6 separate regions of the Mus musculus genome follow, and regions 2, 3, 4, 5 and 6 are each linked to region 1. A link is a loop called in an ENCODE intact Hi-C map of the cell type or tissue named here. Cell type or tissue: heart. All regions are shown on one strand. Each heading gives the region's core, and the rest is flanking DNA. Links, peaks and the distances in the headings are about the cores only. Region 1 has its middle 14 kb from the start of Gm19385. Region 2 overlaps Ulk4 (unc-51-like kinase 4). Region 3 has its middle 64 kb from the start of Gm39458. Region 4 has its middle 17 kb from the start of Gm39458. Region 5 has its middle 53 kb from the start of Gm39459. Region 6 holds the start of 1700020M21Rik (RIKEN cDNA 1700020M21 gene).

What was found. Hi-C counts contacts between places; a loop is a spot of excess contacts. Peaks named below come from ENCODE experiments on the same cell type or tissue, not always from the same donor. Only the 100,000 strongest peaks of a DNase experiment are listed, where the experiment ranks them.
Region 2: it touches region 1 in a loop (10-fold over the local background); 2 of 42 quality-filtered maps call a loop at or near these places.
Region 3: it touches region 1 in a loop (5-fold over the local background); 2 of 42 quality-filtered maps call a loop at or near these places.
Region 4: it touches region 1 in a loop (3-fold over the local background); 3 of 42 quality-filtered maps call a loop at or near these places.
Region 5: it touches region 1 in a loop (3-fold over the local background); 9 of 42 quality-filtered maps call a loop at or near these places.
Region 6: it touches region 1 in a loop (4-fold over the local background); 3 of 42 quality-filtered maps call a loop at or near these places.

The regions. Positions count from the first base shown.
Region 1 is chr9:120,849,815-120,854,813 of GRCm38, forward strand. No RefSeq gene overlaps it. Among named protein-coding and RNA genes, the nearest start is that of Gm19385, 14 kb to the right of the region's middle. In heart, for the core only: a CTCF peak has its summit at 2,746; DNase peaks (open chromatin) are centred at 2,897 and 3,407; H3K27ac peaks cover 432 bases.
Region 2 is chr9:121,056,876-121,061,874 of GRCm38, forward strand. All of the region lies in intron 34 of Ulk4 (unc-51-like kinase 4), which reads right to left. Among named protein-coding and RNA genes, the nearest start is that of Gm34945, 83 kb to the left of the region's middle. In heart, for the core only: CTCF peaks have their summits at 1,858 and 2,666 (motif pointing right); DNase peaks (open chromatin) are centred at 716 and 1,466; H3K27ac peaks cover 283 bases.
Region 3 is chr9:120,737,174-120,742,172 of GRCm38, forward strand. No RefSeq gene overlaps it. Among named protein-coding and RNA genes, the nearest start is that of Gm39458, 64 kb to the left of the region's middle. In heart, for the core only: no CTCF peak of the experiment used is centred there; DNase peaks (open chromatin) are centred at 1,018, 2,228 and 2,718; H3K27ac peaks cover 2,864 bases.
Region 4 is chr9:120,689,678-120,694,676 of GRCm38, forward strand. No RefSeq gene overlaps it. Among named protein-coding and RNA genes, the nearest start is that of Gm39458, 17 kb to the left of the region's middle. In heart, for the core only: a CTCF peak has its summit at 2,173; DNase peaks (open chromatin) are centred at 1,434, 1,584 and 2,044; H3K4me3 peaks cover 1,586 bases; H3K27ac peaks cover 2,570 bases.
Region 5 is chr9:120,778,447-120,783,445 of GRCm38, forward strand. No RefSeq gene overlaps it. Among named protein-coding and RNA genes, the nearest start is that of Gm39459, 53 kb to the right of the region's middle. In heart, for the core only: no CTCF peak of the experiment used is centred there; no DNase peak of the experiment used is centred there; H3K27ac peaks cover 623 bases.
Region 6 is chr9:120,912,549-120,917,547 of GRCm38, forward strand. 1700020M21Rik (RIKEN cDNA 1700020M21 gene) reads right to left here and starts at 2,702. Exons shown (of 3, transcript NR_040742.1): 1 at 2,667-2,702; 2 at 1,634-1,922; 3 at 1,226-1,542. In heart, for the core only: a CTCF peak has its summit at 2,823 (motif pointing left); a DNase peak (open chromatin) is centred at 2,493; H3K27ac peaks cover 1,023 bases.

The sequences.
Region 1 (4,999 bases), core at 314-4,313:
TCTCCTCCTTGCAGAGTCAGCCTGAAGCTCTCCCAATGCCTCCTCCAGGGAACAGCTCTCCTGGGCCCATCTACGCCAGGCTGTGGTGCATGATTCCTCATTAACAGATGTGAAGAGCTCAGAGAAGAAAAAGGCTGGAATAAAGGTCCGCAGGGTGGGGCCACCTCTTCTGTTCTCTCTTCCACTGCACTTCATGGTTGAGCACAGAGCCATGGACATGACAAAGGTGACTTTGGAGTGACCCAGGAAGCTGTCCTCCAACATGCTTGAGACAGCACAGCTTTTGGTAGCCTTTTAGCATTTTAAATCAAAGCAAAGATTGCTCAAAAAAAAAAAATCACATAGCAGAAAAAGCCAAAGGAATGTCAGTGGCTGTCCCTAGAAGCCACATACATCTATTTTCAGCTCCCAGTAAAGCCGGGACACTGTAATTAACATAATAGCATGTTCCCTTCCATAAAGCCAGGTGACACAGTTGACCCCCATCCCCATCGTGTGCTGTGAGTTGTTTTCTCAGCTGTGGACTTAGACTGTCCACCACGACCTTCTCATCCTGTGTGGATTGGGGCCCAGCGTTTGCAGGACGATCAAAAAAAGTGAGCAAGGGGTCAACTAGACCATCAGGGAAGAGCTGATGGATGGGAAGTCTGAAGACATCAAAAGCAGGATAGAACTGCACTCAAGTCACTCGTGTGTGTGTGTGTGTGTGTGTGTGTGTGTGTATACATGTGTGTGCTTGTGCACATGCTTGTGCTTATGCATCTGTGTGTTTATGCATGCATGTGTGTGTGTGTACGTGTGTGCAAATGCATGTGTGTTACATGCATGCTTGTACACATGCCATGTCTGTGGGTGTACTCACCCATGCATGCTTTTGGAGACCAGAAGTGGATGCTTAGTGATTCCCTCTCTTCCTCTCCACCCCCCCCCCTCTTTTCAATCTTACTATGTTGTTGAGACAAGATCTCTCACTGAACCAGGAGCTCCCTGAGTGGCTAGGCCAGCTGGCCAGCAAGCCCCAGAATCTGTCTTCTTTCCCCTAGCAGTGGGGCTATGCCCATCTCTTGTGAGGATTCGGAGCCTCATGCTTACATAGCCAGCACCTGCCCACCAAGTGTCTCCCCAGCCATCAGGTCTCAGGCGACACAGAGGACAAAATCCTACGTTGGCCTTTTTTTCACCCAGACTGGTGGAGTGAGTACAGCCTCCCCACTAGACCATCTCCTCCTTTAGGGGAATGTCAAATACATGCTTTTAGACCATCCTCCTTGAACACAGCAAAGCCCAATGACCCACAAGTAAGAAGCCACAAAACACTGGGCCATGAGGAAGAAAATGGTGGCCATCCAACGAGGAACAGTACCAGGTTGTCTCGCATCCCGAAGCTCTCAGATGCTGACCCTTCCTGCCAGCCTTGTTCAGCCATCTGGAACCTTCTCCTCCTGTCTGGCTCCATGTCCAAACTAGGTCTAACCAGATCACTCCAGCTTTCCAATAGTACCTTAAAATATTGTGACCTGTTGGGCCCTTGTCTGCCCTTGAGTTTTGTCTTAAACCCCAAAGCCATCTTGCTTATCCTGGGAAGAACAAGAAGCCTTCCATCAGCCTTCCATTTCTTCATCTGTAATGATGATCTCTCAGGTCCCGTTCAATTCAGAAGTCCTAGTCCTAAGACTAGCTTATACACCCAGCATGAGCTTTTCCGTGTGTGTGTGTGTGTGTGTGTGTGTGTGTGTGTGTGTGTGTGTTTGTGTCCATGCTGTGTATAGGCACATAGAAACAGGCATGTATCCACAATAAAAGCCACCAGACCCTACAATTATGAAGACCTTAGTCATGAGCATCGTAGCATTCAAACATCCCAATAAACTTAATAAAGGCAGGGCATAATAAGCTGTTCATATCCAGACTTTCTGACTTCAGGCAGGAGCCCAGTGTACCTGTGACCCACGTGGAACCTCTGGCAAGCAGAGCCACTAGGAGGCTATACACCTCACAGGAGGGAAGGGGGACAGCTTCCTGTGTTCTGTGACGCTGCGATGCTGTAGCATCAGGCTCTGCATAGGCCAACTTAAGTTTGAATCTTACCTCAGATGGTCAGTGTCTGTGTGCTTTATGACTGTGGATGTGTCAACATTAGATGCCTTCCTCAGTCACTTTCCTATCTGATTTTTGAGACAAGGTCTCTGATCTAGTTCAGCCAGCCTCGCTGTCCAACCGCCCCAATGATCCTCCTGTCTCTGCACCTCAGTGCAATGCTCACAGGCATCCACTGCTGTGCCTAGCTTTTTACATGGGTGCTAGTGATCCAAACTCAGGTCACCATGACTACACGACAAGCTCTTTACTGAGTGAGCAATCTCCCCAGCCTCAGCAGCTACGGACTTCTTACCAAGTGTTAGTTTTATGTCTCTACAATGAGGGAGCTAATGATAGTTACATCAATATGGAGTTTATCCGTGAAAATGCCCAGCACAGACCTAACACAGAGAGAGCACCCAATAAATTGTACTACTGTTTAGATTAATTCTCTACAGTAGCTTGTATTGATCTCTGACATACTTCCAGTCCCATCTGTTCAGAATAGTTTTGATTTTAAATATGTGAAACCAAACGCCACTCCTCGTGAAGAACTTCTGTCCACTGTGAGGTCTGGTGAGCAGGGTCAGAATGACAGTAAAGGGTTCGGAGGAAGGGACAGTGACACCTTGTGAATCTCTTGGTCTTCCAGATGGTTGGATCCAAGCGCTTTGTGTGCAGCCAACACAGAGAAAGCTATGTGCTGAGACACAGCTACCCAGAAAGGAGCCCCAATCCCATAAAGAGCCAAAAATAACAACAAAACAATAGCAAGAATCTTGGCTTTCAACACAGGACACACTTCCTGCTCAGAACACTTGAAAAATCCATCTAGAAACAGCATTTGGCATTCGTGGGGGTCAGCTGAAGCCACGTTCAATGCTGCAGGCCTGAGGTGGAAAGGCTGAGGCCCAGATTCCCGCCGCTGCCCAGGCTCGGCTCCTGCAGGAGTCCTTCCATGCGCTGATGCACAGAAGGAATGACCTTTGCAGGACTGTGAGGGCTCATGGGCCTAACTTAAGAGACACACCTCTGGGCAGACCTCTGAAAATACTTCCAGAAAGTGCCAAGAGAGAAGACCTTCTTTGTTAAGGATGAAGGACTCTTCAGTAGGTGGCTCCCATATACAGAGCTCTGAGGACAAGGCATTGAGGCTGTCTGCCTGTCTTTGCTTTTTCCTGGGAATGCCTTGATTGCCACTGCTGCTGGGCCACCACCCTTTACTGACATCAGACTCCAGCTTTGTCAGCCTCTCAATTGAAGGCCACCGGCTCTCCAGGGGTCCTCCAGGCCTTCAGTGCCAGGTGGCCTTCAGCCTTGTGGGCGGATCAGGTTCTCTTGGACACACAGCACCTTTATCTCATCAATATTTTTTGAGCTGAATGTGGACAGTAACTGCTCTGCAGCAGGGCTTCACACTGTAACTTGGCAGATTCATCATGTAAGCAAGCATACTCCTGGCTGTGAGAGAAGACCGCGAGTAAACACGCAGCACTCCCCAGGGCCGTCCAAGGCCAGCCTGGACACACAGCTATCATACTCCAGCCTATCGGTGCAGAACAGTCTGCGATCATTTCATCATTAGCTTAAGTCAAGAGTGGATGGTTCATTCTGGCCACTAACTGAGTCAGGTTGTGTTTTAGTCATATAGACTTAGACTCAATTCCCAGTCCTGAGCTGACAAGGGCCAAAGACACAACATGTCTGCAGCATACAAAATAGTCCCAACTAATAGAGGAATGTTCTGAACTAAAATGGAAAAAAAAAATTCTCCACTGAGAAGTGTCATTTTGTAGGGGTGGTGGTATGATCAATAATAACATAAAACTCAGGAAGATGGCCTCAAATTCCTCCAGGAACAGCCGGAGTTTGCACAGGTCATTCTTCAAGGTCAAATTAAAAGTAAAAAATTTTTAAAACTGACATGCATACCGTGCCTGCGCTGGCTTGACTATTGACCTCTAGGGTACGGCTCTTTATTTGTAAGATTCTTCTTTAAAATTGTGAGTGAGTGTGTGTGCCTGTGTATGTATGAGTGCAGTAGCCAAGTAGGCAGGAGAAGGCATGGGACTTGCTGGAGCTGGAGACAGAAGCTGTTGCGAGATATCTAACGAGGGTGCTAGCAACCGAACTCAGTTCCTCTGCAAGAGCAGTGAGCACTCTCCACCGCTGAGCCATCTCTCTGGCCCTAGATTGTGGCGTTTTAGCAAAGGTTTACTGAGAAGATCGATGCCATATTAAATGAATTAATCATTATGACCTAGTTTTGCACACACATGTTCTCTCTTCCCATATATAAGCAGAGAGACACAATCTATGTGTTTGTGTGCACGCATGCAAAACTCATAGAAGTATATGGAGTATGATTTGGGGTGAGCAAAATGAGATGACCCAAAGCTCACGGGTTCCCCTTTAACACTTTCTCCAGCCATGAGGAGACAGGCAGCTCCTGGGCATTACTGGCAAGTACTGGAGGCTGCAGCCCCCTGGGAAGAGTCTAAGAAAAGAAACAGCAGCCACAACAACTGTCATGGGGTCCCGACCATTGTTCTACTCTTCAGTCAGACCTGGAGTGGAAGCCACTCCTCACCCCTGGGCTCTGCGTGCAGATCCGCAGGAATTGGAGCCATGCTGAGGGGTGCGGTATGGACTGGGTGGGGAACAGGAGGGAACTAGCTAAAAAGGAGCAAACCATTCTCTACTCCAGTGTTCTTCTGGGAGAGAAACATGTGCTCTGGCTGCCAAGACAATCATCTCTGGGCTCAGAAGCAGGAAGAAATTCACTAAACACTACACCACAGCACAAAGCGGCTTTGCCAAAACTCTGGCCCGACTGGGTTATGGTACAAGTCTTCCGAAGCAAGACCCACAGCGAGATTCATGAGCATGGGGAAGCTAGTTTGTCATTGACCTCTTCAGA
Region 2 (4,999 bases), core at 392-4,391, 210 kb after region 1:
ACCTTGACAATTAACACTCACCTTTGCAAATGCTTATTCTATGCAGAAACTGGTTTATGGCCATTGTTTACTGCTTCCTAGCTTTAGTTATAGACTCAGCCATGTCCAATTAGATTTGAACTTAAGATAAACATGTTATCATTACGCCCATTTGACATCTTGTTTTCAGTCTGCCAGCCTCATTTCTTGGAAGTGCTCTTACTGGCCACCTTGAATACTTTGTGGGAAGAGATGTAAACAGATATACGCATGCAGCGTGGATATGATTCTAAGGACACATACACTTGAATTTTAAGAACTGTTTTAAACTTAAAAATCACAGTTGTGGCGGATTTGTTTCTCTTTAATCAACACATCCAACACAATGTAATCAAAACTCTTTCTCATTGTGTATTCTATTTTAAAACTATTACCTACCACAGTGCTTTGTCAGACATTATATGGGGATACTTAGTTCCATTACCTACCACAGTGCTTTGTCAGCCGTTATATGGGGATACTTAGTTCCAGAGAAGATAATACATTAGCAAAGAAAGAACAAAAATAACCACTTCACAGCAGCCTTTCCTGTCCCTTTGATGTTGCTAACCGTGCCTGGAGACAGATCTCTGCACTGTTAGGACATCTTTTACAGGATTCCACCCAAGGCTGGCAGGCCTGCTGCTTGCCTTGCCTCCATCCATCACATCCTGCCCCGCCCACCCCCATCGGCAGTGAGGTTGTGGTGGAAATGCCCCACCCCAGCCCCAAATCCTAGCGTTGCTCCCTCCCCAGAGGCGAGGGAGTGCCGGACCTCCACCCCAGCACATCCTTAGAGGGACGGTGACTCTAAGTCTACACGACACAGATTCTGAAAACATCTCAAAGACAAATCGGAAGGCACAGGTGGCACAGATGGGTCCCAGCTTGCCCTGGGTAGCATTCAGAGTCACTGCCAACTGTGGAATGGTGGGGAAACACAACTCCTTTGAAAGATCCTTAACACAGAAGGGTTGGAGCTTCAGGGATGAGCCTGTCAACAGTTATTTTAAAGATCAAACACTGACTTATAACAAAGAAGTTTCCACGCGAAAACCTGGATTAACTGGGTTTGGCGTTTTTATTTTATTTTCCCCCCACTTTACAAGTATTTGCCACGATCCTCATCCTCACAGTAATCATGGCTCCTGTGAGCGCTCCCGAGGCTATAACCCACGGTCCTCACGTCTGGGTGACATGCACTTCTTAAGCTGCCTGTCAACTGATCTCTGTATCCTCTCTTGAAATGACACAATTACTGGCTTCTAATTAGTCCTTTGAACACTTTCCAGAATGGCACAGACAATAGAACACTCACTGGCTCCACCCAGGTTGACACAGAAAGGAAGAGGAGGAGACAGAGCCCAGACACACATCCTCAGGAACACAGCCTGCAAAGGAAGTGAGGGATGCTGGGAGGAGCAGGAAGGACAGGGTCCTAACAGGGAAGTGGTAAGGAAAGAGACTGCAATTAGCTTGCATCCCTGAAACTCATCACCAGGAAGAAAGGGAAAGGATTTGTCCAGACGTGACATCCTTCCGGCCTGGCAGAGAAAGCACGAACAGAGGCCGGCATTCCTGAAGGCGCACTGGGGACTGGACAGGCCAGGATCCTCGGACCGACCAACTAGGCTGGGGTCCTGAGCTGAATAAAAAGGAGGCGAGTGGAACAAAAAGGCGTCCATGGGCATCTGTCGGCATCGACAGCATCCATTGCTCTACTACAGTGTGACTACGCTGCTCCCTGTCATGACAAATTCCACCCTCAAACTGTGAACAAAACAAACCCTTCCTTCCTATCATAGTGTCACATGTCACAGTTATTGTCATGGGTCCTCAACAGCGTGTCACCACAAGGGGCAGGAATGAGGAATGCTTTGCTCTGTGGGACCTTCTGGCTTCTTCTCAGCTCCGGATCCTTAGGGAAGAATGTGGTACGGTGTAGGTCAGGGGTGTGAGATTGACACAGGCCACTACAACACACATACACAATTCAGGAAGCCTGGTCCTTACTATGTAGAATTTGAAGGACAGTCTACAGAGGCCTTAGGTGCTGTGACACTCTTGACAAACCATGTGAAAACGTCCCCAGCCTCACCCACAGGCTGCAGATGTGTATCAGAAGAAAGACTTAGACAAACATCAGGCAAACCACCCATGGATATAAAACAGAGAAAACATATGCTGGTGGTTGTTGTTGTTAAGGAAAATGAAGAGTGGCATCGACTTTGATCTTATTTCTATTCTCTCTCATTTCCACAAAATCCTAGCTCATGATCACAGGGCTTACGTTACTCTTGAGCTCTTGGATTAAACTTTCCTTCCCTGTTGACACTGGTCCCTCACTATTCTGTTGGGTTAGATTTTCTTTTTAAAGTTTTCTCATCTTCATCCTAAATGCAAATGGTCGTCAGTTGAGAGACGTTTGTAAGTAGGCTAGGAAACTCGCTATCACTTTAGCACAATGAGCTGGGAGCCTTGCCACTGGCTCTGTGTTCTGGATCACCAGGGCTACACAGGGGGTGCCTGTCTCTTTAGTATCTAGGATTCATTTGTAAACCACATGGCAATATTTGAACATCAGCACTTACAATGCAAAATGCCCCATTGGAATCTGTCCCCAAGGGCTCCTGTGTTGAACACTTAGTCCCCAGTAGGTGGTGCTATTGCAGGAGTGTGCACCCTGTAGGAGACAGGGCTGGGCCAGATCAAGTAAGAGGTGTGAGGGGGGTGGCACAGTTCTTAGGGTCACTGCCCTTTATCTCCCCTAATCTTGCTCTCTGCTTCCCCTCCTCCAGGAAGACTCTCCTCCTCAGGTGTCTCAGGAACCTGAGCACCAGAGCCCCCCTGACACACCAAGGTCATACAGTCGTGTTTCCTGAGTCGTGACTCAGGGGATGCTAGTGTTTAACTCTTCTGAAGCGCAGCGGCTCTAACTGCTTCTCACCTCTCTGTTCCTCAGCCAGGGAAAATCATACTCTGTTTCCTATCACAGACCGTCCTTAGAAAGGTGATTTCTAAGAAAAAAGGACCTCTAGAACACAGACAGGGTGATTGTGTACCGAGAAACCAACATTTAACTTTTCAAACTGTTTTGACTGGGACCTGTGAGAGGGCTCAGTAGATAAAGATCCTTATATCACAAGCCACATGATCTAGATGGAGTAGGTGCCGTTCACAGACCGGCCTTCTGGAGTTTGATATTTACTTACTTTGAAGCCAAATTTGGCAATTTATATTTTTCTATTATTTTCATCTATTTTCCACATTGTCAAATTTAATGCCTTGAATTTTGTGTATTTTGAGTTTGTGTGCTCCTTCCTAATGCTACAGCCAACAACAAAAACAACAAAACAACAACAACAACATGAAGAACAACAAATCCAAACTGCAGCTTCCTGAGCTGAATCTTCATCCATAAATAGCAGAGCTAAGAAGAGTCGGAAGCTGCAGTTAGGGGAGGAAAGTAGAAAAATGGGGGCACTGCAGACTTCGAGCAGAAACTGAGCCCCACCAGATCAGTAGTCATTAAAAGCACTGATTGCCAGTTGTCTTACTGTGGGAGCTGATGCAAACGCGGAGTGTGCCGAAGCCTGAAGGCAGCACCAGAAAGTTACTGCGGGCATTCAGAAGAGCATGTGCTGCACACGACCCTAGGAGCGTCTGAAGTTCACACTGATGCCATTCAGCCACTGAGAAGCACAAGACTGGCAGCCAGATGCAGATGTCAAAGAGCTCATAATACTCAAATACAGAGCAAGTACAGAGAAGAGTGTGCCCATACCCATGACCCAGGAGCTTGTGACTGCAAAGGGAATGACAGAGGCAGATCAAATGTAATAGGCCAAATGCCACAGTGTGTGTGTGTGTGTGTGTGTGTGTGTGTGTGTGTGTGTGTGTGTGTGTGTGTGTATGTGTGTGTGTTGGGGGTGGGGTGGGTAGTTTTACTACTCACTTCTACATTGCTTGGCTTCTTGTGATGATCATTCCTATTGCAATTAAAAATCCTATCCCTACAGTTAAAAAAAGGAAAGGAAAATTTCTCAGACACTCGGGTAAATGGCCTCCATGTGTCATGAGTTATATACTAACCTCTCCATACAGTAGGGGCTTGGGATACTGCTAACAGCTTCCAAAAGACTCAGTGTGTTAGGACCATCAGAAAGGAACCAAAAATGCACAAATGTTTGGGTTTGTTGTGGAAAGTGCCCGCAGAACTAGAGTCCAGAAGCTGGAATGACTCTTGACTGGGGGACTGGGGACGTCAGAGTGTGTGGACACAAGTATGAAGACAGCAGTTCAGATCCCAGATCATGTGTAAAAGACAGTGGGTGTGGTGACCCACCTGTCATCCCAGCACATGAAGATGAGAGAAGAGGATTCTGGGAGTAAGCAATCAATCTGAGTTCAACTGAGAAACCCTGCATCAGGGAATAAGGTAGAGAGCAATGGAGGAAGCCATCTGATGCTGACCTTGGACTTGCACATGCTCACAGACATACACCCACACCTAACACATGTGTGCCCAGCACACATGAGCATGCATACATACATGCACATAAGCATATGTACACACACACACACACACACAAGTATATGTACACACACACAGAAAAAAAAGGCTGTTGACTGAATCAAAGACTGTGAAAATCCTCCCTTGTATTAAAATAATTCCTTTCTGAAGAGTTCAGATCTAATGAATATAGGTATGAAGTAGAAGGTATGCCCTCAAAGAAAATAAGAGGTGATACAGGCTTTCTTTAAAAGTGTGAGTTCCGAGGAGGCAATGGCTGTCCTTTAAAAAAAAAAACAAAAAAACTGCAAGGCCAATTCTACAAAAATTGTGCCTAACACTAAACCAACCAAGTGATTTACAGCAGAATCAAGTCTGAGAGACACTGATGGAGCATAGTTAAGCCTTTACCGTCTGGATGTTTAGCGTGAATTCTTTAACTCAAAGTCACAGCTTCCAAAGGACATG
Region 3 (4,999 bases), core at 654-4,653, 110 kb before region 1:
AACAATTTTTTTTTAGCCAGTATTCTTATCCTGGCCCCACTTCCTGTCCTGTCTACCTCCTGACTGTGGATGCAATGTGACCAGTCAGACCCCACAGCTGCTGCGTGCCTCCTTATCCACACAGAAGACTGTATTTTCTCAACGGTGGGTCAGAGTAAACCCTTCCTCTCTTCCTGTGCTTTTCAGGCATTTGGTCTCAGCCAGGAGAAAAGCGGCTAACACAGTTTAGCAGCAGGGAAAGGTCTCCCAGGGTAGCCTTGTCTTGTCTTGTTTGTTTGTTTTTAAGGGGAAATTATCTGAGAAATACTACATGGGAAGATAAAAGCATACAGGAAAGAGCTGTTTTGTGATTGGTTCAAAAACCTGTCTAAATAAGGATAAGAATCTTTGAATTTAAATCTGCACATGGATGACCTCAGGGAGCTAAAAATAACCATGATATGAATGGAGTAGCATTGAGCCGGGCTGTGGTGGTGGCTGTGGTGGCCCTGACCTTTAATCCCAGCACTGTGGAGGCAGAAGCAGGCAGATCTCTGAGTTTGAGGCCAGCTTGGTCTACAGAGGGAGTTACAGAACAGCCAGGGCTACACAGAGAAACCTTGTCTAGAAAAACAAACAAATAAACAACAAATAAAAATAATGGGGTAGTGCTATTGTGGCTTTATGTGGTATACACACACACACACACACACACACACATACACACGTACATATCTACAACTATATAAGTGTATAAAGTTGGCCTTCATAGGCATATAGACTCAGGAATATTCAGTGTCCAATTCCTGCTGTTGTGACTTGGATAGGTGTGGTAGGGTGGTGGGCCACAAACCCACTACACAGGAGCCTCGATCTACTCAAGACTGAACTACATAATCTATTCAGAGAGTGACCTCTCTGCTCTTAGCTCAACCAGCCAGCTGGAGCTGTACAGATAAGAGGCAGTAAGATTTCTCAAAGAGGGGAGGAGTTTATAGACAGGAGGCCAGCAGTGTGTGTGTCCCTGGGGAAAGCTGGGAATGATTTCTGAGCCACATGACTAGGGAGAGAAAAGATTGGTTAGGAGCAGCCTGGCTAGGTCAGACTGCAGATGCTGGGGCAGACTGGAGGATCTGTCACATCCACAGCAGGTAGCTCCTTTTCACCTCCAAGGAAACCAAGTTCCTGCCCACAACCTCTGCAGGGCTGAATACAGGTATTTGTATAAGGTTTTCAAAGATGTTGTTTATAACAGCAGCAACAACAAAAAGCCCAACAATATTGTGCACTGATGTTTAATGAGCCCTGAGTTTCCAGCATTTCTCACATCTACAAAATCACATTCGGGCCCTGGGATCCCATATCCAATAGCTGCTGTGATGTCCAGGGAGACAGAATCTACAAACTTTTAAGTATCAGTCACCACTAGCTTCAGGGTTTAGCACCCCTGCTCAGCCATGAGAATGTAGCCAATCTAGGATGGGACGAGGTCCTTTACTCTATGGAAGGTCCCAAAACAGAAACCCACCCTGGCTTCTCTTGAGAATTTACAATGTATGTTTAAAGAGAACGTTCTGGAAACAGTGTTTCAGTGACTCTTAACCAGTGGCTGTAAGTCAGAGAACTGTGGAAGGCAGCCCAGGGGACCTGCTGGGAGGGGACAGGGTCTTTCTCCATCCTGCTGGGAGGGGACAGGGTCTGTCTTTCTTGATCTGGACCTCATGTTTGCTCCTGGGTGGTTCTCTGCATGGGCTGCTTTTCTCTCTCTGTTCTTTCATTTATTTGCTTCTGGTCAGGGTCTCATGCACCCCAGGCTGCCCTTGAGCTTCCTACATAGCCAAGGATAGTCTTGAACTCCTGATCCATCTGCCTCTACCTCCCATGTGCTAGGACTACAGACATGAGCCACTACACAGTTTATGCATTGTTGAGATTCGAACCCAGGGCTCCAAATATGCTAGATCTCTTTATATTACAGGTGGGATTCATTTGTTGACCATGCTAACCCCATGTCCCTGAGAGGGACTACTATTACAGGGTACAGCCTTGTGTGAAGGTGAAGGTAATTTCAGCGCCAGCCGTGAGTCAGGCATAGGTCTACATTCCAGAGAGCAGAGTCAGAGCCCGTGCTGGAGAAGAGAACTCCTGGGCCTTGGCCTGAGTTCCTACTTCTCTGCTCAGCTCATGATCCCTCCTCACATCCCACAGTCACAAGGCCAGGCTTCTAGAAAAGCCCCCCTCCCCCATGTTTTATCTGGCAGAACACTGGGACAATAACTGGACTAGCTTCAACTGACCAGGAAACCAAAGCCCTACAGAAAGACGCCTCATGAGTCCTGCCAAACTTCGTGTTCCCTGCCAGTCCCGGGCTGGCTGGACAAACAGCCTTGCCAGGGTTTGCATTTGTGAGGAGGGCGAATGTGCTGTGTGGAACCACAGAATGGAAGTTATGTACTTTCGGGGAAACAGTACAAGCAAACTCAGGCTCGGTTTCCATTATGCGGCTTCTGAAAGGGCTTCACCTCCTGCGTGGAAGGGAGTGGGCTCTGGGGCAACAAAGGCGTTGCCTCTGTGGCTTTTCTGAAGCAGTATGTGTGTGCTTGTCAAAACATACCTTTCCTGCGAACTTTGAAGACAGGGTCTGTCTGCCTGCCAGAAAGGGGAAGAGAGAAAATTCCACTCTGCAGCCCCTTTGGCCTGTGCACAGGGCAGGATCCTCTCTCACAAAGGCATTCCTTCACAGTTGCAAAGCCAGCTTCCCCAGAGATTTCCCACCACCGCAGTCTGACTGGGTCTGGAGGGTGGAGAGCTGGCACAGGGATGTTTTCTCCATCATGAAACAGAAAGGTAAATAAAGCTCTGCTCCGTGGAGGGCCAGGGCCCCCAGGGCTTAGGGAATTGTGAAGCAAGTGTCCGTTAAAAACTCCTCCTTTCTGTGGCTGCAATCATCCCCTTCAACTGCTGTAGCCCCTCTGATAGGAGTAGGGAAACCTCCGAATTGGGAGATAACCTGGGCCTGTAGCTGGAGCAGAGCTTTCAAACCCCACATGGCATCGAATCAGCAGATTGTCTGTCCAGACCTCCCTATCTTAGAAGTTTGATCTGCAGTCAGCCTCTCTCTGGAGTCACAAGAGGACCTCCAATCAAAGCAAAGTTCCAGTCAGGTGGGACCCTATCTACAGTACACAGCACAGGCATTCCCTCCTACTACTCAGTGGCCCCATTTCCTTGCTGGCTCCAGATTCTCAGCTCATAATTAGGGCTGAGGGTGAGGGAGATAGCAGTTAAGTATCTCCTGTGCAAGCCTAAAGACTTGAGGTCAGCCTCCAAAAATCAGGCACAGAAGCGAACATCTGTAATCCCCGTGCTGAAGGGGCAGGGCTGACACAGGAGCAGTCCAGGACCCTCCTGGACAGCCAGTCTTGCTGAAATTGGTGAACTTTCAGTTCAAAGAGAGACCTTGTCTCCAAAAGTAAAGATGGATGTCATTTGAGAAAGACATCTGGGATGCTGGCCTCTGGCATTCATGCATACATATGCATACATACATGCATACATATGCATACATACATGCAAACAAGCACACACATGTATACACATACACAGGAAATAATAAAAAAAAGAAAAACAAACTGCTTTGATTAATGTCTAATTCATTGTACATTCACATAGCCTTCATTAAAGGGCTTGAAAAATGACACCCTGAAATAGCTAAATGTAACCCCTTGCTTTATGTTTGTTTAGCTAGGAAATTTTTCCCTTATAGCCATCACAAAGTTGAACTACTTCACTCAGCCCCAGCGGCCTGACACAACTCATGGTGAATTCAAAGGAGGTCACTATTTTCTGAGGTCAACTTTATTTTTTTCCTAAGTAGAAGTTTAGTGCCACAGCCTTCCAGTATGGCGTCTGTTTGACTCACTGTGTTTGCCCGCATACCAGGCGGACCTCAGGAAGCTACAGAAACAATGTAGCAAGGATAAGGGTGAGACCACTTAAGGAAATAGTATCTGGTCAGAAACCTGAATTGTTTTCTGCTGGCAGAGGCTGGGCAACATGTAAAAGCTGGTTTCCTGTTGCACATAACTTTTAAAGATTGATTTATTTGTGTGTATACCTGAATGAGATTATGCATACCATCTGCCTGCGGTGTCCTCAGAGTTAAGGTTATGAGCAACTGTGAGCCACCTGATGTCAATGCTGAGAACCAAACCCAACTCCTCTGGAAGAGAAATAGGTCCTCTAACCCTGGGCCGTCTCTCCAGTCCTCTATATAGATTTTACTATTATAAAATTTATTGAACTGGTTTTTTCTTCCTTCCTTCCTTCCTTCCTTCCTTCCTTCCTTCCTTCCTTCCCTTTGTTGGCATTTTGCCTGCATGTATATCTGTGTATAGAGCTTGAATCCTGGAGTTACAGAGCTGTGAGCCACCATGTGGCTGCTGGGAATTGAACCTGGGTCCTCCCCAGCCCCCCTTATCAAACTGATTTTCAGTGCCCTGTTCTCTTATTATTCTGGAGTGGCAGCTCAGCGGATAAGAGCACTGGCTTCTCTTGTGGAAGACTTGGCCTGGTTCCCAGTGCCCACATGTGAGTCACAATCACCTTTAACTACAGTTCCAGAGGATCCAATGCCATCTTCTGGTGTCCGCAGGAACCAGGCACATATGTGATGTGTGTTTATGCAGACAAAACACTTACTTACAACATAAAAATTAAAACAAAAACTTTAAAGAGAAGGGCTAGCCCCTGAATCCCAAGGCATCCAATTGCCCAATCCAGAGACTGGGACAAGGAAAAGCATCCAGAGTTACAGAATTGGTGAGCAGTAGTCCCGAGACTCAACCCTGACCTAGGATGCTGTCCTGCTTTCTGTTGCTCTGATCAAACACGCTGATAAAAGCATCTTGGGAGGAAAGGGTTTATTTGGTTTACACTTCCAGGTCACAGACAGTCATTGGAGAGAAGTCAGGGCAGGAACTTGAAGCAGGCACCTTGGAGAGATCCTGCTGGCTGGCTC
Region 4 (4,999 bases), core at 369-4,368, 160 kb before region 1:
GTCGTCAGAGGGCGGATGAGAGATAGGATGGTTTCTCCTGACTTTAGAGAGAGCTGAGGGAAGAGAAAAATCCTTTTGTTTCAGAGGTAAGTCTCTTACCTTTGTGCCAGACTGTATCCAGCAGGTTATGTGGAGGCAGTGCAGTGATGGGGAGGGGCAGGGAGCTGACTTTCTCAGCAATGGTAGAGGGAGCTGGCACACTGTCTCCACAGTCGCAGGCAAGTGAAGCAACTCAGGGAGACATTCACCAGCAGGGCGAGGTCACACAGAGGCGAGAGCCCAGGCATCTGTGGCCAAACTGATTCCCAGCCAGCTTTTCTGAAGACCCCAACCACCACTGCACAGATGCTGAAGGCCCCAACCACCACTACACAGATGCTGAAGGCCCCAACCACCACTGCACAGATGCTGAAGGCCCCAACCACCACTACACAGATGCTGAAGGCAGAGGAAGCCGCTCCACTACCTCTGCTCTCCGCAACCCCACTGACCGGTTCATGCCTGCTCCTGAGAGCTCAAGACTGAGGGGAGAGCCAGGAGGGACAAGAAACTCTACAGTGTCATTAGGATCTGGATTGTGGCCAGAGCTCAAGATCCTAAATTAACCCTAGAACGACCGTAGCCCTCATAGGAACTGGGCAATGGCGCTCAGTGGAACTTACTTTATGGTAGAGAAACAAGGGGTTTCCTTGCTGTTCCTGGTAGGCTGTGGTCACTGAAATCCCAAACTGTAAACATTCCTGACCACACAGGCAGCTTTGAGAACCACAAACTGTGTCTGAAGAAGCGAGCCACAGGTAGAAGGCCTCCAAGGACAAGCAGGTAGCAAGAAGCCACGGTCAGTGAGCCATGATGGCCCCACACCTTGGCTGCCCAGAGGCAGCTCCTCTCTCTCGTCTGCAGAGGAAGCTCCAGTTTCACAGAAACACCCGATGCTTACACCTGATCTCACACTGGGAATTTACAGTAGTGAATAGGGGAATGAGTAGGGGAGAGTTTGCATTTGAATCTGTTAGGGCTAGGTTGGGGTGAGATTTACAGCTAGGTCTCTTAAGAGAGGGCTTGGTTACATCTGCATCTCAAACAACAGCGTGGGAATTAGGTCCAGGTCTCTTAACACTTGGTGGTGGGGTGTGGGGGGAGGTGGTGGTGTTACATCTGGGTCTTGAACACTGAGGGTTGACGTCCAGATCTCAAACTCTGGGGACTCACTTCTGAGGCTCCTCTCCATCCAAATCAGCATCCAGTGTGGTACCTAGCTGCTCTAGCCACCAGGAACATCCTCCACCCAGGCTTCCTCCATCCTCCTGGCTCCCTCTCCGGTTCCTCCCTGTGGCTTCAGAGGAAGCAGAGCAGCTGAACACACACACACACAGCTCAGCACCATCTGGGACGGGGAACCCCTGCGATACAGGGGTGGTGTGGGGACAACTGCGTGGTGGGGGAAGTGCCTGGTCCGCTTAGAGGCCCACTCTCCCTTTAAAGGATACACAAAGCCCCCGCCGCCCCCTCACGCCAGGGTCTGGGTTGAGTTTTTCCTTGACAGAGCCCATCCCTTTGAGGCTGGCTGGCTGAGCAGTGTTGACACAGCCGTCTCTGGATGCGTTCCGGGAAAGCAGGCCTGAGCATGTGAGACGAATTTTCTCTGCACTGTGCGGTTTCCAATGTGTCAGAAAAACAAACTAGGAGAAGTCTACTTGGATCGTGTGAGTGTGTGGACCCCTCCTCCCCGCTTCATTCCTCCCATAGTGGAAAAAAAAAAAAAAAACTAAAAGGCTGCCTTCCAGCGTCTGGTTCCTGACTCTGGAGGGATGGTGTACAAGCGGAGGACTTCCAAGCCACACAATGCGGGTCCATGTGACGCTTCTGTGTTCGTGTGGAGGGTGGAGGCTACCTCTACATCAGGGCATGGAGGCCGGATCAGCCTCATGCCCTTTTGCTTCCAGGCCCTTGACTGCCCCTCCTCCACCCAAACCTCCAGTCCTCGTTCCCAAAATAATTGGCCACAGGAAACTGCACTGAGGAGGAGCCTCTGCAGTGAATTACTTCCCGGCACCCTGCCGGGATGCAGAAGGCTGGCTGTCCCGGCTGCAAGTCACTAGCTGGGGCCATGCAGGGGGCGGGGCCTGGGACGGGGGCGGCATCTACACACACTGCTCTTCACTTCCCTCCAGCGGTTCCTGTAGAAGCAGGCAGTAGTAGAGGCTTGGCCCTTCTGTGCCTTCTCCATGCTCGGGAGAGATGCTCACTGGGGACCCAGCCTTGAAGTTTGCAGCCAGTGGGGATTCCTGGTTCCTCGCGCGCGCACACACACCACACACACACACACACACACACACACACACACACACACACACACACACGCTTGCGTGCACGTCTGTGCTCAGCGCTTTCATCTTTGTACTCAGTCAGGGATCCCAGTACCACCCACGTTTAGGCTGGGTAGTACCACCTCAAGTAAATAATCTAGAAACTTCTTCACAGAAGTTCAGAGGGGTTTGTCTGAAGGTGGTTCTTGACGCCATCAGGCTGGCAGGCTGTGTGAGCCACAGCACACCCTCAGGTTGCTTCCTGCCACAGTAGCGAGAAGAGTAACAAAACAGCCTACTTTCTCAGAAGCGAGAGAGCCATCTGCCCACAGAGCAATAGATTCACTCCCCTCCTGGGTAGAGGGATGCTTTACTGATGCAAAGAGGAAAAGTGGGGACGGTCACCACAGGCGCAGGCCAGCTGGTGCCTCTCACATCCTTAGCTCTGTGGCAGAGGCCACAGGCGGAACACAGAGGTTGATTTTGAAGGCGAGAGCCGAGACATAGCTCCAGATTCTCCCTCAAATCTGTGTCTGAGACATTCTTGTTCCTCGGAGTTCCTAGGCCCCTTCGCTTGGGGGCTATCCCAGACATGCTTTACATGTCACCCTTCTGAAGGGCCGTGGGCATTTATGTTTGTTTTCATTGAGTGTGTACTTTGTCCAGGTATGGGGTCAGACACTTGCAGTCTTGTTGGCTTCAACTCTACAACAATCAGCTAACTTTTTTTTTATTCCTTTCTATCTAATGCAGATCTCCACGGATTTGCATGTAAATAAGCAATTATGTATGCGTGTGACTGTAGATAGATGAATATTCATAGATAGGAAAATACTCCATCTCTAGACTGTACCAACTCTGTATATGGTACCAGCAGAAACACGCACGCATTCTCCAGAATACAACCTTCCCTGCTTTCTCACGAGTAAGATGATATTGGAGACTTGTGGTCAGAACAGCACACACTCCATTTATAAACAGGTTAGCCCTAGGCAGCTAGAGCCGCAAGGACACTCTGGGAAACAGCATGCACGGCTATATCTGCACACGCAGGAGAGTTGCCTGGAAAGCTGTGGAGCCCTGTCTGCTGGGGCCCAGCTTCAGTTTCTGATTCAGTCAGTATGTAGTGGCGGACCTTGATAGCTTCCATTTCTGTGAGTTCCCAAGTGAGGCTGCTGCTGTCTTGGGAACAACTGTGAAGGGTCCCAACCAACCAACACAAGAAGTTGGACTTCCTCTACCAACTCCACCTCTCATCGGCCGAAAGCTGTTGGCTCCATTTCTTGTTCCTAGATGCCAGCCGTGTGAGGTTCTGCAGAGAGTAAGCTGGCATTCACACAATGGCAAGCCTGTGCTGTCAGGGCAGGTGGGAGCGAACTGTGGATACCCAAACCCCTGAAGAAATGTTGCATCCTTCATACCAACAAGAGAGAGAGACTTAAAACACAGCAGCACAGGAAAGAAAACGGCAAGAATCTCAGTTGCTTTTGCACTCACAACTCAGATGGTTCTCCTCCCCTCTCTGAGTGCCCTGCACTCTGTCAACTTCACCCAGATCTCTCTAAGAGGCCCTTAGTTGTTGCTCTTGATTAAAAGTGCTGACTCTTCACCTGGACCAAAAGGGCGGAGCCTGCCATCTCTGCCTTCATTCCCTGTCTGTGTCCCTGGCTTTGGTTCAGAGCTCTGCCTGACTCAGCACAGGAATGCCTGTGTCTGCCTACCTAGCATAGTTCAGCCTGCTTCCAGGACTAAAAAACAAGGATAAGTCACTGTCCTAACCTGGATCTATATCTACCCTGGATTCTAAGAACAGAAACCCCAGGAGAAGGCAGCTATCCAGGAGTCAAAGCCAAGGCCACACCCTGGATGATCATCTTCTAGAGCCACAGCTGGCATGGTGATCATCAGGGTCACGCCTGGCCCAGGGCTACACACCTTTTCTCCTCTTCTTCCTCTACTTAAAGCTCATGTCACCCTAAAGACGGAATTGGGGTGATCTCAAAGAAGGACTTGGAGTCACCCCAAAGATAGGCCTGGGGTCACCCCAAAGAAGGACCTGGGTCACCCCAAAGAAGGGCCTGGGGTCACTCTAAAGAAGGACCTGGAGTCACCCCAAAGAAGGACCTAGAATCTCCCCAAAGAAGGACTTGGGTTCTCCCCAAAGATGGACCTGGAGTCAACCCAAAGATGAACCTGGAGTCAACCCAAAGAAGGACTTGGGGTGACCCCAAGGATGGGCCTGGAGTCACCCCAAAGATGGACCTGGAGTCAACCCAAAGAAGGACCTGGGGTGACCACAAAGATGGACCTGGGGTCCACTGGACCTTTGTATCTGTTCTCCCTATTCATTCACATTGCTCAAATTCTGCTTTTCTCCTACACTCTCCTCTTTGGCTGGTAAATGGGGTCAAGTGGCCCAGGCTAGCTCCTTGAGGGTGCCAGAAGCACCAGGTTTGCTCTGAAAGTCCAGCTATATCACACCCATCATGTCCTTTCAAACAACACCCAGCAGAGCTCCAAGAAGTGGCAGTGTTCAGCTCTGCCACCATGCCCAGTCCCCTCACACACACTACAGTGCTACATCACTGAGGCCCGTGCTGTCCCTACCACTCTCCAGGTTCCCTGGAAGGGCATCCCATGTGGCCCTCGGGCTGCTGTTCCAAGGCAGCTGGCTCAGTGCCTTCCTTTCC
Region 5 (4,999 bases), core at 520-4,519, 71 kb before region 1:
GCTACAGGGGTGCACTGTTCTTCCCTACAACCAGTCTGGCATCTCTAACTTCCTGCCTCACTGGATTCTCAGGCCTGGAGAGGAGACTATAATTAGGCTATTCTACTGTGGGATTCCTCCCAGCCTCATGCCTCTCTGTTTTCCTCCAATTGTCTACACCTTCCTTTCCCACCCACAATTTGAAGCTGGCTGTTGTGTGCGCAGGAAATGTGTTAAATGAGCTGATGTTTGTGTTACTGCCCAGTTGCAGGAGCTTTGCTCCCTGGGGAATGTCTGAAATGTGGTCAGGCAGCCGGGCACACATTCCCACCAGCACTGTACCAGAAGATTGTCATTAGCAGAAGGTGCTGTGAGAGAACCATGTATGCTTGTGGTCCTGTGAGGGGCATTGTACGCCTGTGGGCACAGGCTTCAAGACACAGGTCCTGTCTGCAGCCAGCAGTGCTACTGCCGATGGCTGAAACCCAGCTGTGTGAATGCTGGCCCTAAATACCAGCATCCACCCCACAAAATGTATAGGCATTGAATTAAAATAAGAGGAGATATTTTGAATTGTGGAGGGTAACAGGAGGCTCCCTATAGGAGCCTGGGAAGTGAACTTCTTCAGAATCTCCAACCGATAGGGTTCAGCTGCAACAGTGGATGGTGCATGGGTCAAATCCAAGCCACTACTTGTTTAAATAAAGTTTTGTGGAGATACAGCCACACCCCTTGTTTACATGTCTTCTGTAACTTCTTGCTGCAGCAGAACTCTGTAGCTACGACAGACTGCATGGCCCTCAAGCCAAAATATCTCCTATCTGGCTCTTTGTAGAAAAGGTTTGCTGATTCCTGGTCTGACACAAACCCCTTAAACTTGGGTTTGCGAGAGGACTGTGGTGGGTCACAAAACAGAGTGCCCAACAAACAAACATTAACTCAAAATCTACTGTAAATCCAGGGTGCACCCGGCAGCTCATTCAGTGTTGCTCTGTGTGAAGTCACAGCAGCCTTGAACACGTGACATGAACATTGGACACCTTCACACCACACAGCACCAAGAATGCAGCCTGAATCGCCTCAGCTCAGGTCTAAGATGGTTGCATATTATGAGCTAAGGGGTTTATACTTTACACACAAAGTTCTCTGCCCTCACAGAAACGTCTGCAAGTGGAGAACAAGGACTTAAGGAGTTTTCTTTTCTTTTTTCTTTTCTTTTTTTTTTTTTTCCATTTTTTATTAGGTATTTAGCTCATTTACATTTCCAATGCAATACCAAAAGTCCCCCATACCCACCCACCCCCTTTTCTTTTCTTTTTTTTTTTTTTTTTTTTTTTTAGGTTTTTCAAGACAGGGTTTCTCTGTGTAGCCCTGGCTGTCCTGGAACTCACTCTGTAGACCAGGCTGGCCTGGAACTCAGAAATCCGCCTGCCTCTGCCTCCCAAGTGCTGGGATTAAAGGCGTGCGTCACCACACCCAGCTTATGGAGTTTTCTGATCATCATTCCTAAGCAGAGAAGCACATTTTTAGATTGCATTGTATTAGACAAGCAGGCCCTCTGTCTCATTAATATGCAAATTTGCTCTCCTCTCCAAATATATTAGATTAAATGTATGACAACAAGTTGCTTTAAAATAAATCGCTTTGTGGTTTATTATCAGTAAATGTTTCATTTATATATCTACTTCATGTATGTATCAATGTGGGGTCACAGAGAAGTTCTTGGGAGACGAGAAATCACCAGGGGGAGAACTTCAAGAAGTCTTAATCTCCTCTCACCCCGAGCCTCCCACTCCCCAACCCCTACCCTCCCATCCCCAGCCCTACCCTCCCACCCCTCACCTCCACCCTCTCACCCCATCACACCCCCACCCCATACCCCTACCGGCCCCCACCCCCTACCCTCCAACTCCTCCCACCCACAGTCCCACACTCCTTACCCTCCCACACCCCAAAACCCACTTCTCATCCCCCACCCCACCCTCTACTCTACATCCCCCAACCCTCATCTCCTACACCCCTCACCCTCCACTCCTCTTAACCCTGCCCACCCATACCTCTAAACCCCCTCACCCTCCATACCCCCATCCCTCAAACCCCCCATCATATAACCCAAGGTTCAGGGACTCTCAAGGGAGAGGTGGGTAGGACTGTAAGAGCCAGAGGCTGGGAGGAAGACAGGGTGGAAACAGTGTCTTTTGGACACGGCAGGGCCACTGTACTGGTAAACTCACAGCAGCTGAGGTCACCCGAACAGGATAAAGCCAGTCTACATTCTAGCCCACTCACCATTCTGGTGAAGGGGCTCATGAGCCCCCACCCTGACAAAGAAGCTATGGACAGTTGATGGCTTCCAGAGGAAAGTCAGTTTCCCTTAAGGGTATGTCCCTGAGTAGGTGTACCCACTCCAGGGATGGCCCCACACACAGGAGGATATGGACAGCACAAACTGGAGTTGATGGGGGAAAAATGAGGACAGAAAGTTGAGGGGGGAGGAAGAAGGTACGGGGGGATCTGGGAGGAGTTACAAGGACAAACGTGATCAAAATTAGTATGAAACTATCCAACAGACATATACTCTTAAATGTACAGACAAATCTATGCTCTTTATATATACACACATACATACTGTACATGTGCACAGATATATACTTTGTATATGTACACACATACACATATACTCTTTATATATACAGACATACACTGTATGCATACATGAATACACATATACGCTGCCTATGTACACATATATACATACATTCTGCATATGTACACACACATACACAAACACTGTGTATGTACACACACATACACTCTGTATGTACACACACATACACTCTGTATGTACACATATACTGTATATATACACAATACACTCTGTATATATACACCCCACACATATACTCTGTATATGTACATTCACATATACATATACTTTGTGCATGTATACACACATCCAATGTATATATATATACACATACACTCTGAATATGTACACATATACACTCTCTATGTATACACACACATACACAGATGTATATACACAGAGTCCTGATTTGAAGCATATGCTATAAATGGTTGGCACATAGCTGATGGTCACTACTGGTTGAAGAAAACGCACCCAGGTCCCATGCAGATGTGACACAATGACTGTGCAGATATGGAGACCTTAGGGCATACTCACTCAAGCACATTTCTATTCATGCATAAACATCAGGACCTAGAAGCAAGTTGGGGAGGAAAGGGTTTATTCAGCTTACACTTTCCACATTGCTGTTCATCACCAAAGGAAGTCAGGACTGGAACTCAAGCAGGGCAGGAAGCAGGAGCTGATGCAGAGGCCATGGAGGGATGTTTCTTACTGGCTTGCTTCTCCTGGCTTGCTCAGCTTGCTTTCTTATAAAAACCAAGACAACCAGCCCAGGGATGGCACCACCTACAATGGGCCCTCCCTGCTTGATCACTAATTGAGAAAATGTCTTATAGATGGATCTCATGGAGGTATTTCCTCAACTGAAGTTCCTTTCTCTGTGATAATTCCAGCTTGTGTCTAGTTGACACACAAAACCAAACAGCACAGGGCCCTTTTGAATGTCCAGATACCTCCGATCCAGGGATCCTTATTGTACAGAATACAATGGGAGGGAAATGTCCCAGTGGCCTTCATTGTCCGCATCTGCTCCTCCCTGGGTAGGGCTGAGTGACTGAGACAGGGTCTTACTTTGTACCCAAGCTTAGCCTAGGTGTGCCTCAAATTCAAAGCAATCCTCCTGCCTCAACCTCCCAAGTACTGAGAGTACAGGTGTGAGTCAGTACATCTAACTATGGTGTTCTGAGACTGTGGATCTCAGAAACCAGGATGAAGAACAGAAGTGGGCGCTATTCTTCAGAAAGCCTTGTCTTTCTGGAAACTTCTCTTCATTTACCTTTCCTGGAAGCAGTACTTGTCTGTAACCATGTTCCATTTCCCTCTGATCCTTAGAGTTGGTAGAAAAAAAGCAAGCTGTCGCTGTGATCAACTTTGTTTATTTTTATCCGTGTAATGACTTGCAATTTCCTCCCTTGTTCTTAAAAATAATCTGAATTTGACAGGATATTTCTGAGTGTGTGCCTTTTTCTTTTTGTTTGTTAATTTGTGTTTATTTAATTTGTTGTTGTTGTTGTTGTTGTTGAAACAGGGACTAAGTGACTCAAAGTGACCTCAAAAATCCTTATCCTCCACCTCAGCCTCTAACATGCCTAGCTTAGGCACATAGTGCATACATAGTCAGCTCTGTATGACCTTCTCCATATTAATGGTGTTTTGTTTTGTTTTGTTTTGTTTTGTTTTGTTTTCCTACGTGTAACAGCGGGTTTAATTTCACTCCCTGATTCCATTTTTCACGACTGATCCTTTTTGCTCCTGATGGTTTCGGCTTCCCATCCTTATAATTATAAGCAGAATTTACATTTCCAAGTTCTCCAACAACTCACCAAGCCATTACCTTCACATTCAGATAGCTTCTTCATACCTTTGCTGCAGCCGCCATTCACACTCGTCACGATGGCTTCCTAAATCCAAGATTCTTCAACTATGGGGTAGGACCCACAGGTGACTGAATGCAGGACTCACAAAAAATGTAGTACCGAAAAAGGTTTCTGGATGTGCAATGACTAAAGCTAACTCAGAATCAGACACACAAAGCGCTTCTGGCCGTGCTCACCCATGTGGCCTCACTGCAGCGCATGCACTTTGTCCTGCGCATTCCCTTCACATCCTGCTGGGGAAACCTGGGCTCATTCAGGTCTCCAGCAGCAGTGTTTTCACGATACAGTTTTCTGCTTTTATGGAAACAATGACTTAGTTACAGAAAAGCTAAGGCTTTTATCTTTCCACCACCGGCCCTCAACACATATCAAATTAGTCCATTTTGGATTGGGTTGAGTTAGACCGTTTGGCTTTTAAATTTTCTGTTCAAATTTGTTTAATGATTTGAGTTTGATTTTTTTTTTTAATTGTTAAATGAAATTTGGCTTGAGA
Region 6 (4,999 bases), core at 468-4,467, 63 kb after region 1:
CCCAAGCTCTTCCAAGTCCCTGGAAAAGCCACAAGAGTGCTGCAGACATGATTTGGGACCAGCTGGTGTGGATTCAAGCTACCTCTCTGAGACCAAGACATGCTTCTTCCCACAGGCCGCCTGGATCCTTTCACCAAACCCAGATAGCATCGACCAAACCTCCAGGCCAGGGTCACTCTCTGAGCTCCACCGTTCTCAGAGTAAATGCATTCAGAGTAAAGGCCCAGAGTAGATGAAACGGTTGTTTTAAAATGCTGATTTATACCCCTCCCAAAGGCGCTCTTTTGTTCTGTTTAATTTTACATCAGATTGGTGATAGTAAACTCTAGGGCAGATTCATCAAAGGAAACTGATAATTGCTGACTGTATACTTGATTTTGTTCATTATTTTGTTAACACCTGATTCTGAAATATACTCCTTAGGAATGGGCTGGCAACTGGCATAAAAAAATATTAGAGTACACAGGATGCTTTTGCATAGAGGTGAGGCTATCACCTGCCAGCTGTGGATAGGTATAGTCACAGCCTTCCCACCTGTTCACAGGTAGCTGGATACCCTATACCATAAAGGCTTTGTAGAATAGGTCTCAGTTTGTCCCATCTGGGAGTCCTGGTGGAAGATAATGGACGACTAGGGAAGAGAAATCAGAGTATGGGCCCAGGAAAGTATCAAGAGTGACAGGAAGGGGTAAGTACGGAAGGTTTAATTGGGGTGACCCAGTGGGAAACCCAGTAGTCCTTTAGAATAGCAGGATTGGGTGTGCCTCGACTGACTCACCGAGACACGCAGTCCTCAGTAAAATGTAAATATATAGAAGCAGCGGCCACTGTCTCTTTCCTGTGCTTCCTGAGAGCTTCCGGTGGCCTTCCTGTCTTCAGGGAAGGGCATGACGATGACGACGACAATGATGACGATGATGATGATGTAGGGTGGAAAGGTGGCTTGCGATTCAATGCTAGGAAATGTTTACGTGAGACTCAAGAGGAAAGCTACACAGCTGTGACTGGGCAGGTCGGTCACTATGTGACCTGAGAGTGGAAGGTGGGATGTGTGTCAGTGAGCTCCGTTATCAAAGGGAGGGTGATGGGGCGCAGGCAACACAGGTGACTGCCATACAGTGAATGGGGGGGGGGGCAGGCAGCACAAGTGACTGCTGAGATACTTATAACTCAGTGGGAAATGTGACCTTGTAAAAAAAGGGTGGTACCGTGAACAACCTTCAATACTCTCTCCTTTTCCCCCCTTTTATTGAAAATAGATTTTTTTCATACATTTTGATTATGGTTTCCTCTTGCTCTCCCTTCCCCCCACTCCTCCAAACCCCTCCTCACCTCTCCTTCCATTCACATCTTTTTTGTCTCTCCTTAGAAAGCAAGCAGGAATCTAAGGAATGGTTAAAATAAAATAACAATAACAAATCAGAACAGGACAAACACAAACAGAAGAAAAAGCCCAAGAAAAAAACACAAGAAACACACAGACACACACACATTGGCACACATTAACACAAAACTGGAAGCCGTAGCATATATGTAAAGGACCTGCAAAGTAAAATAAAATATTTTTTAAAAAGACTCAACCTTAGGAGACAACCTCTAAAGACACCACTGAGTTTGTGGACATGAACCCTACCCTTAAGAGTGGTTTGTGTCCCCAGTGAGACTCCCTTGGAGAAAGGCATATTTTCATCTGCAAGTGGTTATCAGCTGGAGATCGTTGCTGGGTTAGGGATGGTGGCTGTAGCCACTTGTCCCTTCGGCTCCAGGACTGCTTGGTGCAGACTATGCTGGCCCTGTGCCTTTTGTCACGGTTTCTGTGAGTTCATACATTCGGGGTCTTGCCGTGTTGCTTCCTTGGTGTCCTCTGTCCCCTCTGGCTCCTACACTCTTTGCACTGTCCCCTGTGCAGGGTTCCTTGAGCCCTGAGGGTTGAAAACATAGACGCCATGGTTAGGGCTGAGTGTTCTAAGGTCTCTCACTCTCTGCATAAGGTGAGACTGTGCGTGTCTGTATTTAGCCCCATCTGCTGCAAGTGGTGGCTATACAAGGAAAGAGCATGGTGGAATGCTGTTAGGAGTCATTTCATCGGTATGCTCCTTAAGGAGAACTGTAGTGTTTGATTTTCCCTTAGGTCCCTGGCCTGTCCAGTCTCAGGTTCTTGGCCAGCCAAGCAGCATCAGGGATGGGTTCCATCTCACAGAGTGGCCTTAAATCCAGTCAGATGTTGGCTGGTTTCTCCCACGAGCTTTATGCCACTACTGCACCAACACAGCTCACAGGCAGATCACCTTCTTCTTGTTTCCAGTCTCCGCATAGTAAGCCAGGCAAAGTCTGTGTGGTGGGCCAACACAGCCAGGAGCTAATGCGCTTCTCCTCCGCTGTTCTCCACCCACCGGAAGCTACATGTTCTGGAAGCATCCTAAGCCCGCGGGGAAGGGCCTGGTGTGCCTTGCTTCACACAGACATCCGTGAGAGCCACTTTCCTTGACACTGTGACAAAATGCCAGACAAAAACAACTGGGGGCAGGGAGGGCGGGTGAATGAGGATTTATTCAGGATCACCCTCTACGATATAGCCAATCACGGCAGGGACCGCATGGTGTGTGTGTGAGAGAGAGCTCTGTGGCAGCTGGAGTGTGTAGATAGTACACCTCCCCTCCTCATACCCCGATGGAACAGGAAGCAGATACCAGACAGGAAACAGGGCCAAGCTCCCAAGGACTCACTTCCTTCAAGGAGGCCCCGCCTCCTGCAGGTTCCATTAACCCCCCCCAAACAGCGCCACCTGCTGGGAAGCAAATGCTTAAACATTAGACATCTCAGAAGTGTGTTTTTAACACCATAACAATTAGCAATAAATGCGTTGCTTATTTTTTCCATTAAAAAAAAAAAGATGTTCTATCTGTTTGTGTGTGCCCATGAGTGTAGTACCCTCAGAGGCCAGAAGAGGGCATTGGATTCCCTGGAGCTAGAGTTACAAATGGTTTGAATCTACCCAAAATGGGTGCTGGGATTGGAATTCTGGTCCTCTGGGAGAGCACTAGCTAGCTGCAGGTCATATAGGCCTGGGAGTATGGCTCTCTCTCCAGCCCGCCTGCCCACTAAAGGCTGTGAGGATTCCCACAGTAATGAAATCTTGTTAGCTGTGTGTATTTTCTGAACTGATTAGACCTCAATACCCCCTTTTGCCGTAACAGTGTGACGGTACACCACTGTGGCGCTCTGTCTAGCAGAAAGGTCGAAGGTAACACAATAGTATATATGTTAAGTGTCTGCTTTAGGTCTCTCAGGCACTATAGAGCCACAAAGATAGTTTCAGTCAATTCTCAGATACCTTGCTGCTTGTTCTGGGCTAAATCTCGAATCAAACAAGAAGAAAGGGGGAGGGGAGGAAAAATCCCCACCAACCAACCATCTTGGAGCGCTCTTCCCCAAGAGTACCAGGAGCGGGATCTTGAAGTCCGATGTTTCTCAAGCAAATAGAAACTGGTTACTCCAGTGACAAATTTTCAGATTCGAGGCCAATGCTTTTGGCTTTCTCTTGTCCTCTGCCTTGCGGTTATAATGTAGCTCCTGAGGTTCCTGGTGTCACGCCCCTGTTAAAGGTGGGCTGAGGACTACAAACACAGTGCCGGTTTTCTCTGTGGCTTAAATGGAGTTCTCCAGTAAGCAACCTTTTTGTCTTGCTGGTCTAACTATGTCATAGCTCAAGGGAGGTGGGCCTTGCTCAGTGTGGGCTCAAGTGGCAGATAGGAGCCGTTACTGGGTTGGTAAACAAGGTCTGCTACTTTCCCCTTCCAAATATAGCCAACCTGCATCCAGATATTTTATTGCAATAGCCAGTAAGTGTGTGAAAAATATTCAACATATTTATATACCAGGAAAACACAAATCAAGCATCGAGGTTCCATTTCTCCACAGTCAGAATGGCCACTGTGTTCTCAAGTAAATTTCCTCATCGCCATGACAAGAGCAACTCCAGGAAGAAGGTTTGGCTCAAGGACGGTCCATGGCCACTGGTCACATTCATCTTGAGGGAAGAAGCAGAGAGATGAATGCTTGCTTTCTCCTTTTTTATGCAGATCATGCTATGGTGCTGCCCACATTTGGGGTGGGTTTTTCCTTTATGGGTAAATCACCAAAAATGCCCTCCCAGGCATCCGGAGCATATCTTCTAGCTGCTTCTACATCCCATTAAGTTGACATCACAAATCATCACTGAGAAAACAAGTGACAAATGATGGTGAGGGGAAGGGGTGGGGCCTGGGCAGCCAGAGCGGAGGTGGGGTTTATGGCCTGAAAGTAGGAATGTTACAAATGGTATAGCTCTATGGAAATCAGTATGGAAAGTGTGAAGTGAAGGGATGGGGAAGACAGAAAGAGGGAGAGCACCGCCATGTGAATTAATTCAGACTACCCCTAGATATATACCTGAAGGATTCTAAGTCAACATACCACAGAGATATGAATATGCCTGTGTGTATCATTGCATCCACTGTTCACAATAGACAAGTTATGTACTCAGTCTAGCTGCCCATCAAGAATGAATTGATAGAGAAAATGTGGCTTATTGACACAACGGAGTTTTACTCAGTCATAGAGAATAAAATTATGTTGTTTGTAGGGAATTGTATGGGACTAGTGATCATCATGTTAAGTGAAATAAGCCAGCCTCAGAAAGACAAATACCACACTTCCTTTCATATGTAGAATCTAGTTTAAAGAAAAAAGAACATATAGGTTAAACGGGTGGGGGTGGAGCTCATTCATGAGAAGAAGGAGACCTGCAGGGGAGGAGACAAGCAAGTAATAAGAAAATACATTCAATTGATTTCGATTATTTTATTTTATGTGTATGGGTGTTTGGGCTGCACATAGGTGTAGTCTCCCCTCCCCCAGCCTGAAACCTGCTTGCTCAGGGGTGGAGTTTCCCGCTCAATCGTTCTGCCGTGCCCACTGCTGGAACCTGCCGCTTTGCTGTTCGGAGCCGTGCACGTGG